Linked DNA regions of Homo sapiens: region 1 is linked to region 2. Evidence: read pairs that join two places in POLR2A ChIA-PET (ENCODE). Cell type or tissue: B cell. All regions are shown on one strand. Each heading gives the region's core, and the rest is flanking DNA. Links, peaks and the distances in the headings are about the cores only.

Region 1 (4,034 bases), core at 35-4,034, 79 kb after region 2:
CCAGACCCTGTGGGAGCCCAGAATCAGGGCAGAGGAGTTTCAGACACAGACAGCGGGGCTTGGAGGAGCTGAGTGTGGGGCAGGGAGAGTGCGGAGAGAGGGCAGAAGCCGAAATCAGGGCAGGAAGGAATCCTACAAGGTATGGGCAAGGCCCTGATCATGCTGCCCAGGGTGGCAGGGGGCCATAGGTCACCACCCTCCCCAGCCCCAGCCCGCCCCAGCCACGTCTGGGTTCTAATTTCTGCTCATCTGTTCACAGCTGTGTGGATTTAGGCAATTTAGTTAACCTCTCAGCCTCGGTTTCCTCATCTGCAAAATAGACAACATTGCCTACGTGTAGAAAGGCTTAAGGAGCAGCGAGGATTGTGCAGGCAAAGGGCGCCTGTCAGGGTGCAGTGTTCTTATCTCACGCCTGCCACTGGTCTTGTTAGCTCTGTGGGCTTCCGTCTTTTCCTATACCCAGAGCTGAGGGAGCTAAACTAGGTCCGTTCCCAGTGCACGGGTTTTAGCTCCGTTCAGAACATGGGCTCAGTAGGTGCATGACTTCATGTCACTCATGCACTGCGTCCCGCAAGCCTTCCATCCTCTCCTGGAATCTCCTGGTCGGCCAAGCCCTCCTCCAGGCCCACTGCCCACCCCACTCCCTGCCCCAAAGCAGACTAGAAAGAATGAGCAGCTCTCAAATCTGCCCCTAGGCCTGTGGTCTCATCCCTGGCTGTGAATTAGGATCACTGGGAGCTTTGAAAATACAGATGAGGCCTCTATCCCAGACTAGTGAGTGAAATTGGAGTGCCAGACTCAACGAACGCCAGCTTTTCCTTTCCAGACAGCTGCAGAAGTGGCCCTGATCCCGGGCAGGAGGGGCTGGAAGGGAGGCCTGCCTCTCCCTCTGTGGGTTCCTCTCGTGAGTGGAATCTTGTTTGTTTTCATTTTGTTAGTTTTGAGACAGGGTCTCACTCTGCCACCCAGGCTGGAGTGCAGCGGCACAATCACAGCTCACTGCAGTCTCCATCTCCTGGGCTCAATCGATCCTTCTGCCTCAGCCTCCTGAGTAGCTGGGACTACAGGTGTGCACCACCATGCCCAGCTAAGTTTTGTATTTTTTTAGATAGGAGGTCTCCCTATGCTGCCCAGGCTGGTCTCAAACTCCTGGACTTGAGCGATCCTCCCACCTCAACCTCTCAGAGTGTAGGGCTTACAGGCGTGAGCCACTGCACCCAGCCATGACTGGAATCTTGAAGGGCAAGTGCAGACAGGTTTATTGAGCACCTACTATGTGCCAGGCACTGGCCTAGGTATGGGGATTTGATGATGAACAAACTCAGACAGCCCCCACCCTCAAGGAGGCTGAGTCTAGCAGGGATGATGGATATTAATCAGCTTGTCCCACCAGAGGGTGTGTGTTTCCAGATGAGGATAAGTCTCCTTCAGAGAAAAAAGCCCAGGTTCCATGAGAGCTCACAAGGGCCCTGGATCTGGCTAGGGTATGGGGGAGGGCTTCCCTAAGGAGGTGGTACCTGAGCTGAGAACGCGGGGAAAGGAGGGGAGGAACAGGAAAGCGTGGACATAAGCTCCATGGAATGTTTGCCCACGGGTGAGCCAGGGTCTGAAGCAGCTTGTTCGTGTGTCAAGGAGCTTGGCTTTAACTTGAAAACTGCAGCTTGGGCCTTTGCTGGGGATCCCAAGGGATCATGAGACCACTGAAGGCAGAGAAACCTTGCCTTTTTTTTTTTTTTCTGAGACAGAGTCTTGCTCGGTCACCCAGGCTGGAGTGCAATGGCGCTATGTCGGCCCACTGCAACCTCCGCCTCCTGGGTTGCAGCGATTCTCCTGCCTCAGCCTCCCCAGTAGCTGGGGTTACAGGTGCCCGCCACCATGCCCAGCGAATTTTTGTGTTTTTAGTAGAGACAGGGTTTCACCATGTTGGCCAGGCTGGTGTCTAACTCCTGACCTTGTGATCCACCCACCTCGGCCTCCCAAAGTGCTGGGATTACAGGCGTGAACCACCACACTCAGCCCTATTTCTCAGCTGTGCCAGGTGTTTATACCCCAGAGGTTATCTGGGGCTGGTGAGGGAGTCCAGGCCCAGGGTGCGGCCCTGGCTGGGGGAAAGTTCCCGTGCAGCTCCTGCCCTGAGGATGGGCTGCCCTCGTTGAAATCTTTCTGTTCCCCATTTCTTAGTGAACCATAAAAGAGAGAAACAAGAAGCAGAAAATGTGCATAGTCCAAGTGATGTAGAAAGAATTTTTTGAAAGAACCAGAAACGGCCGCGGCCACCAGATGACTCAGTAAGAGACAGTAGGCAGCACAGCCGTGGCTCAGAGCTCAGCCTTGGGCTCAGGTTTGAGTCCGAGGTCCGTGGTTCACCCGCCAGATGACCTTGGCCAGTAGTGTCACCTCTCTGAGCCTCAGTTTCCCCCTCTAAAGATCACAGCACTTCCCTCATGCATTTATTACAAGGACTAAGTGAGCTGAGCCTTGCCAGGTGCTTAGCGTGATGTGATCTGTTAGATTCCGATGGGGACTCTGCACAGTCCTGGGGGACCATCCTCGTTTGGAGCAAGGGCTGTGGCCATGAACAGCTCAGGCCTAACCCCGAGGCAGTGACAGAGCCGTCTGATCCTTCTACCCCTGCTTGTCAGTGTCGCCGCCCGTGGGCTGCTGCTACGAATCTAGGGCTTGGCTGGCATCACTTTGGGTACACAAATGTCTCCACCTGGGCAGGGTCTGGGAGGGAGCAAAAGACATGGCTCTTCGATCCCTGTTGGGAAGGTGGGGCTGGGACTGGGAGCCAGCACAGTGTGAGGGGAACGGTTGGAACCCGAGTTCCCCGCCTACAGGCCGTGTGACCTTAGGCAGGATGCTTGCCTCCTCTGAAGAGTTCCCAAGGTAAGTCACACAGCTATACGAGGTTCAGCCGGGCAGGGATGTACCAGTCTCTTGCAAGGGGGGTCACCAAACGTTTGTGAAGAGAAATACAGCCTACCACACACACCTAGGAAACAGCTGAGCCAGGATTTGAACCCAGGCAGTGCCGGGTTCAAGCATCTTTTCATGAGGTCATGCTGTAGGATTTCACAGAAGTGAATGAATGAGTGAGCCCTAACATTCTGTGCAATGGAAAGAGACTGGCTAGTCTGCCGGGGTCCTCAGCTGCCTCATGGACCAGGACAACAGCACTCCCCAGCACTCCCTCAGCAGGTGCTCCCTGCAGGCTGGAGGAAGGATGGAGCAGGAATTTCAGTAATCCAGGTTGCTATCCAAAGAGGAAGAAGGACCAGGCGGCCAAACTTCACCATGGCCAGGTGTCCCAACAGCATAAAAACAAAAGCTAGCCAGGCGCAGTGCGCACACCTGTAGTCCTAGGTATTTGAGGCTCAGGCAGGAGACACCTTGAGCCCAGGAGTTCTGGTCTGCGGTGCACTGTGCTGACCAGGTGGCATCAATACAGTGAGACTTCCTGGGAGCGAGAGAAGCTTGGGTTGCTTTCAGCTCCGAGATTCCTCCCAGCCTGACAGATGAGGCACCTGCAACATTCCATTTTTGTTTGAATGTAAATGAATTCCTTTTTTTTTTCTTTTCTTTTCTTTTTTTTTTTTTTTTGAAGCAGAGTCTCCCTCTGTTGCCCAGGCAGGAATGCAGTGGCACGATCTCTGCCTCCCAGGTTCAAGCGATTCTCCTGCCTCAGCCTCCCAAGTAGCTGGGATTATAAGCACCCACCACCATGCCCAGCTAATTTGTGTGTGTGTTTTGTTTTGTTTTGTTTTGTTTTGTTTTTTGCAACGGAGTCTCACTCTGTCGCCCAGGCTGGAGTGCAGTGGTGTGATCTCGCCTCACGGCAACCTCCGCCTCCCGGGTTCAAGCAATTCTCCTGCCTCAGCCTCCTGAGTAGCTGGGATTACAGGTGTGCACCACCACGCCTGGCTAATTTTTGTGTTTTTGGTAGAGATGGGGTTTCACCATGCTGGCCAGGTTGGTCTCAAACTCCTGACCTCAGGTGATCTGCCCACCTCGGCCTCCCAAAGTGCTGGGAT
Region 2 (6,473 bases), core at 1-4,000:
TAACCAGTTCACCAGAACACCAGAAGCCGCCCCCAGGGCTGCAAGCTGACCATGCCTGGGACACAGGAGGTTGCAGTGGTGAAGATCAACAGGCGGGGCGAGGAGCATCTCCGTCTCCCTCTGAAGACCATTTGGAAGAGGGTGTGAGAGCTGCCGCCAGGCTTTCCCAGAGAACAGCTGGGCCTGGAAGGGGCGGTCCAGGTCCCATAATAACTGCTACCTGCTGCTGCAGCAATTTTCCCTGCTGGGTGTTTCCAAGTCCGAGTCTCCTGGGGGAGGAGGCTGGGAGGAGGAGGAGGAGGAGGGCTGATTCTCTAAACTCCCCCTGCTTCTCACCAAAGGTCTGTCCTTGGCCCAGCTTCCCTTCCGAAGGTTGAGTAATCTCAAAAAATTGCAGCCTGGCATGAAAGAGCAGGCCTGCAGGCCAAGCCAGATCACGTCCGCACGCGGGATGCTTGGCCCACATGCTCCTGTACACTTGTAACTGTTAAACCAGAGGACAAGAAGCAACAGATGTCCTCAGATCACCAAACCAGCAAATGCGCAGAGCCATGGTGGGCGTCTGGCCCCAGTGCTTGGGTGGCCCCTAACATCAGATTAAGGAAAAAAGACCTCTCCTCAGCTGGAACGTCCCACTTCCTCCTCCCTCCTCCTCACCAGTATTTTTCTCTCTGCTTTGCCTGGATTGGAGTCCTGACCTGGCTACTCCCAGCTGTGTGAACTGGGCCAGCAACTTAGCTCCGTTGTGCCTCAGTTTCTCCATCTCTAAATGAAGCGCTTATTCCTCTCTCATGGAGCCGTCGTGAGAATTACGTGAATGAATACAGGCTGACTACTTTGAACAGTGCCTGGTACGTAAAGCCCTGTACACTGTAGCTTTTGCTGATGGTGGTAGACACTCTGCTATTTAGAGAGGTGTTCTTTCTCTCGAGGCTTTGATTCCTGCTAAAACAGAAATCATTTGGAAATGGACACTTTTTCTGCCATTTAGAGAGGTATTCTTTGTCTTGAGCCTTTGATTCCTGTTAAAATAGAAATGATTCAAAAATGAATACCTTTTCGTAGTCATTTATACCATAGCGTTCATCAGGTTCAGGCACTTTTTAGAGATCATGTTTGATTGGAATGAAAGGAAGACACCAGCCCCCCAGACAGAGTGATGGAGAAGGAGGGAGGGAAACAGGTAGGAGGCTTCCTGTGCATCACAGTTTTGCCTGAGCTGACTCTTGTCGTGGGGTCTGTTGGGTCAGAATTACTCTCAAACAGAATGGTCACTGAGGTCCCCAGCCAGGCTGGCATTGCCCACAACCTGTTCCTCCAAGGCACGCTGGACCTGATTGCATGTCTCTCTGACAACTATAGAAATGAAGTGGCTCAGGGACTTAGGATTTCAAGGTTGCAAACCTGGCTGGACCCCAGGCTCAGCAGGTAACCCTGTGTGAGCCTCGTTTCCTTTGGACCCGTCAAATCTCTCATATATAAAACAAAGCAACTCAGATCAAAGCCCTCCCAGCATTGTTGCCGCAGGAAGGGCACACACGCAGCTGCTTGCAACTTGCTGGTTACTTGCTGCCACTGCCAGTCACACACACACATCTCTGTATCCTGGAAACTTTTCTGTTTTGCTCTGAGATAGTAAGTTACGTACAACTCTGGGCCTCAGTTTCCTCATCTGCAAAATGAGAGTTAATCTATTTGCCAGCAAATACTTATTGAGTGTCTGCCATGTGCTAGGTACTATTTTAGGTGCTGACAACACAGCATTAATAGTGCAGATTAGAAAATTATGTTCCTCATGGTGCTGACCTTCTAAAGGAGGAATAATAATAGCATTCCTCTCCTAGGGTTAGTTTAAGGATTAAATGAGATAGAGCAGGAAAAGCATTTAACATGGTGCCTAGTACATTCTAAGTGCTTAATACGCTGCTGATTGCTAGTAATTTACCCAGCTCCCTTCTCCCATGGCTCTGCTACTCAGGATGGGGGACAGTTAACATGCATGCCTTCACTCTCCATCCCATGCCCATGGAAGCCATTGTTAGTTGATCACAGCAGACCCCAAGCTCAGAGGTCCCCATGGGATTCTAGGAGCAGAGCAGCAGGCAGCAATAACAGACACATCCTCTCAGAACTCACAGTCACCCTCTTCAACGTCACCTCCTGCATCACCTTCCCTGACAAGCTGCCTGTCCCACACAACTCTGGAGGCTGGGACCCCTTAGGTCCTGTCTGCAGAGTTCAAGCTGGAAGTCCAGGCCAGGCCTACCTCTCCTTAGGGAAATAGCAAGTGCACGGTCAGTTCCTCGTCAGCTGAGCAGCTGCTCTGACACTGACCTGGTGACAGGAAGTGGCTTCTTGCTCGGCTGCCTCTGGAGTGGATCTGGCTGTGTTCTCACCAGGGCTCCTAAAGTCTTGAATCCTGTTCTCTCCTTTATTTAAGAAAAATGGGGGCCAGGCACAGTGGCTCATGCCTGTAATCCCAACACTTTGGGAGGCCAAGGTGGGCAGATCACGGGGCCAGGAGTTCGAGACCAGCCTGACCAACACGGTGAAACCCTGTCTCTACTAAAAATACAAAAATAAAAATAAAATAAAATTAGCTGGGCGTGGTGGTGCATGCCTGTAATCCCAGCTACTCGGGAGGCAGGGGTTGCAGTGAGCCGAGATCGTACCACTGCACTCCAGCCTGGGCAAAAGAAAAATGGGGCCTAGCGTGATGTCTCACACCTGTAATCCCACACTTTGGGAGGCCGCGGCAGGCAGATCGCCTGAGGTCAGGAGTTGGAGACCAGTCTGGCCAACACGGTGAAACCCCGTCTCTATTAAAAATACAAAAATTAGCTGGGCATGGTGGTGGGTGCCTATAATCCCAACTACTTGGGAGGCTGAGGCAGGAGAATCGCTTGAGCCCTGGAGGTGGCGGTTACAGTGAGCTGAGATTGCGCCATTGCACTCCAGCCTGGGTGACAAGAGCGAAACTCCATCTCAAAAGAAAGAAAGAAAGAAAAATGGGTTGTTTCTAGGCGAGGCAAACAGTCCTGGCTGAAAGGGCTGAGTGGAACCCTGGCCCTGCGTCTGAAGTGGGAGAGGCAGGCGCATGAACATGCAATTGCAGTATCGTGAGATATAGGAAGGCAGAGGCTGGCCTTTGGCCATGGGAACCCAAGCGAAGGAGGACTGCAGGGCCCTGGGAGCCTGCTTCACACAGCAGGTGCCCATCCTCGACTGCCATCTCTGCCATCTGTAGCCAGACCCTTTAACTGGCCATCCAGGACCTTCTCTCACGCTGCAGGAACTGGCTCAGTAGGGCTCTCTTCTCTCTAGATCTTGCATCATTTTGGTGTTGCTGGTTGCATTAATTCAGTCATTCATTCAGTACAGCATGCTGGTGTAAAGATGGTCTGAGATCGACCCTTGCTTCTGCCGCTTGCCAGCTGTGTGAGCTTGGGCAAGTTACAAAGCCTCTCTGTGCCTCCCTTTCCTCCTCTGTGAGGTAAGGGTTACAATAGGGCCTACCTCAAGTGTTGCAGGGAGGATTTAGCAAGTTATGACATAGATCTCAGCACGGTGACTGAGGTGCCATAAACAAGTGACTGATACAGGCTTGCTGCTGCTGTCAGTCACACACACATCTCTGCCTCCTGGAGACTTTTCTGTTTTGCTCTGGGGATGGTAAATTCTACTAACTTTAAAAAGAAACCCTACACTTTCCTGGAATCCCTGGGATAAGGTGAATTTACTCATGATGTATAAACATTGAGGAGAGTTGTTGGAATGGTATTTGAAAGTGTAAGTGGGGGATCACCCTGCAGATGAGGGAGAGAAGGGATCCAGGTGAAGGGAAGAGCATGTGCAAAGGCCTGGAAGAACGAAGCAACATTCTGAGCCCATGAAGAGCCCAGACTGTCTGGACCACAATATGCTTGCAGGGAATGGTGGGAAATGGGGCGGAAGCAGCAGACCTTGGATTCCATGAGAGCAGAAACCACTCAGCACTGAGTTGGGTGTCTGGATGGGGTGATTAAAGTAGCTATATTTTATTGTATTTTTGTATTAGTCTGTTATCATGCTGCTGATAAAGACATATCTGAGATTGGGTAATTAATAAAGAAAATGAGGTTTAATAGACTCACACTTCCCTGTGGCTGGGGAGGCCTCACGATCACAGTGGAAGGCAAGGAGGAGCAAAGGCACATCTTACATGGTGGCAGGTAAAGAGAGAATGAGAGTCAAGCGAAAGGGGTTTCCCCTTATAAAAACCATCAGATCTTGTGAGATTTATTCACTACCATGAGAACAGTATGGGGGAAACTGCCCCCATGATTCAATTATCTCCCACCAGGTCCCTCCCACAACGTGTGAGAATTATGCGAGCTATGATTCAAGATGGGATTTGGGTGGGGACACAGCTAAACCATATCAATTTTTATTTTTATTTTTTTTTGAGACAGAGTTGCTCTCTGTCCCCCAGGCTGGAGTGCAATGGTATGATCAGAGCTCACTACAGTCTCGACCTCCCTGGCTTAAGTGATCCTCCCACCTCAGCCTCCCGAGTAGCTGGGACTACAAGTGCACACCACCACACCTGGCTAATTTTTAATTTTAACTTTAATTTTATTTTTTAAATTGTTATTTTAGGTTTGGGGGTACATGTGAAGGTTTGTTACACAGGCAAACACATGTCACAGGGGTTTGTTATACATATTTCATCACCCAGGTATTAAGCCCAGTACCCAATAGTTATCTTTTCTGCTCTCTCCCTCCGCCCAACGTCCCCTAATTTTTTAATTTCTTGCAGAGAAGAGGTCTCGCCATGTTGCCCAGGTTGGTCTCAAACTCCTGGGCTCAAGTGATCCTCCTGCCTCAGCCTCCCAAAGTGCTGGGATTACAGATATGAGCCACTACAACCAGCCAGTAGCTGTATTTTAAACTCCACAAGTAGATTGTAAACTTTGTAAAGATGAAACTCACATATTCTAACTCTTTGTCACATTCAATATACATTTGTTGTCTGCTTAAAAATCTCAGCAGCTGAGAGGCTCCTTTTTCTTATCACTTGCAAGCCACAAGCAGAGGATGCTGTCCAGGCCTCACCCACATCCCTAGTTCTGGACCCCTGCACCCATCTCCTGCCTGCTGGGACTTTCCAGCCCCTTGGGTAGGAGAATACTGAAAGTGCCTGAAAGCTTCCAGCCTCGCTCCCTGGTTGCCGAGGGCAGCGTGCAGCCGTGACTGGCCATCAGCAGGGTATAAAGGTCTGGCTCCCTTGCCTCAAGGTAGAGAGGTCAAGCGTGTGGCCCTAGCCATGCTCCACAGCTCCCTGGGGATCAGGCTGAGGCCAGGATCCTGCAGCGACGCGTCTGTGCCAGGCTTTCTCCCTGCCTTGTCATGCCCTATTTCCCTCTTCTCCCTATACATGTCTCCTGAGAGCCCCTCCTCAATAAACCACTGCACAGGAATCCATATCTCAGGTCCCGCTTCTTAGAAACCTGGCCTGGCAGGACACGGTGGCTCATGCCTGCAAGCCCAGCGCTTTGGGAAGCCCTGGCAGATGGATCGCTTTGGCCTAGGAGTTGGAGACCAGCCTGGGCAACATGGTGAAACCCCATCTCTACAAAAAATATAAAAATTAGCCAGGCGAGGTGGCATGTGCCTGCAGTCCCAGCTACTCAGGAGGCTGAGGTGGGAGGATCACTTGAGGTCAAGGCTGCAGTGAGCAGTGGCTGCATCACTGCACTATAGCTTGGGCCACAGAGTGAGAATCTGTCTCAGAAAAAAAGAAAAGAGGAGAGGAGAGGAGAAGAGAGGAGGGGAAAAGAAAGGGAAAAGAAAAGAAGAGAAGAGAGGAGAGGAGAGGAGAGGAAAGAAGAGAAGAAAAGAAAAGGAAAGGAAGAGAAAGCTGACTTAGGATGCCACAAATGAGTGACTGAATGAGTAGGCGGGGCTGGGGCTGACAGTGACTGGTTCTGTCTTCCTTCCCGCAGAGCGGTGACCCCTGCTCCCACCAATCCAGTTTTCCTTAGTCTAGGCTCCCCCTAAAGCCGCCCCTGAAGTTGGGCCTCAAGTTTGAGTAGTTAATTTGGAAAGTGCCGGAAGCACTGATTGGGAGGGGAAGTGAGACAGGGGAGAGAATGGATCCTAAAGGCATGATAAAGCGTGTCACTGATGAGGGTAACAGGGGCCTCATACCATAGAGAAGAGCCATCCCACCCAGGGGGGCGTCGGGGTACTCACACATCCATCCTGGCAGTATTGGCTGACAGCTGCTCACAGGTATTAATTAGCCCCCACTTGCAACCTGCTGGATAATTGGGAGAGCGATCTTCCGTGATTTTGGGGAAAAGCCCTCAGGCCCAGAGTCGCAGATACTGGCAGCCAAAGATTAAAGCCTAAGGGGTATGGATCAACAGCTGCACCTCCCTTTAGGGAGCTCTTTCTCCTCAATGCCTTTCCAGAAGTTTCTGTTGCAGCTG

What was found. Peaks named below come from ENCODE experiments on the same cell type or tissue, not always from the same donor. Only the 100,000 strongest peaks of a DNase experiment are listed, where the experiment ranks them.
Region 1: POLR2A ChIA-PET joins it to region 2 with 5 read pairs; 5 of 35 experiments call an interaction of 5 or more read pairs at or near these places.

The regions. Positions count from the first base shown.
Region 1 is chr16:84,560,770-84,564,803 of GRCh38, reverse strand. No RefSeq gene overlaps it. Among named protein-coding and RNA genes, the nearest start is that of COTL1, 55 kb to the left of the region's middle. RefSeq lists enhancers at 2,048-2,815, 2,816-3,583. In B cell, for the core only: no CTCF peak of the experiment used is centred there; DNase peaks (open chromatin) are centred at 1,763 and 2,173; H3K27ac peaks cover 1,875 bases.
Region 2 is chr16:84,637,228-84,643,700 of GRCh38, reverse strand. It overlaps LOC105371376 (a long non-coding RNA gene), which reads left to right. Exons shown (of 4, transcript XR_933817.2): 4 at 1-1,052. Among named protein-coding and RNA genes, the nearest start is that of KLHL36, 8.0 kb to the left of the region's middle. RefSeq lists an enhancer at 2,210-2,768. In B cell, for the core only: no CTCF peak of the experiment used is centred there; a DNase peak (open chromatin) is centred at 2,330; H3K4me3 peaks cover 913 bases; H3K27ac peaks cover 2,522 bases.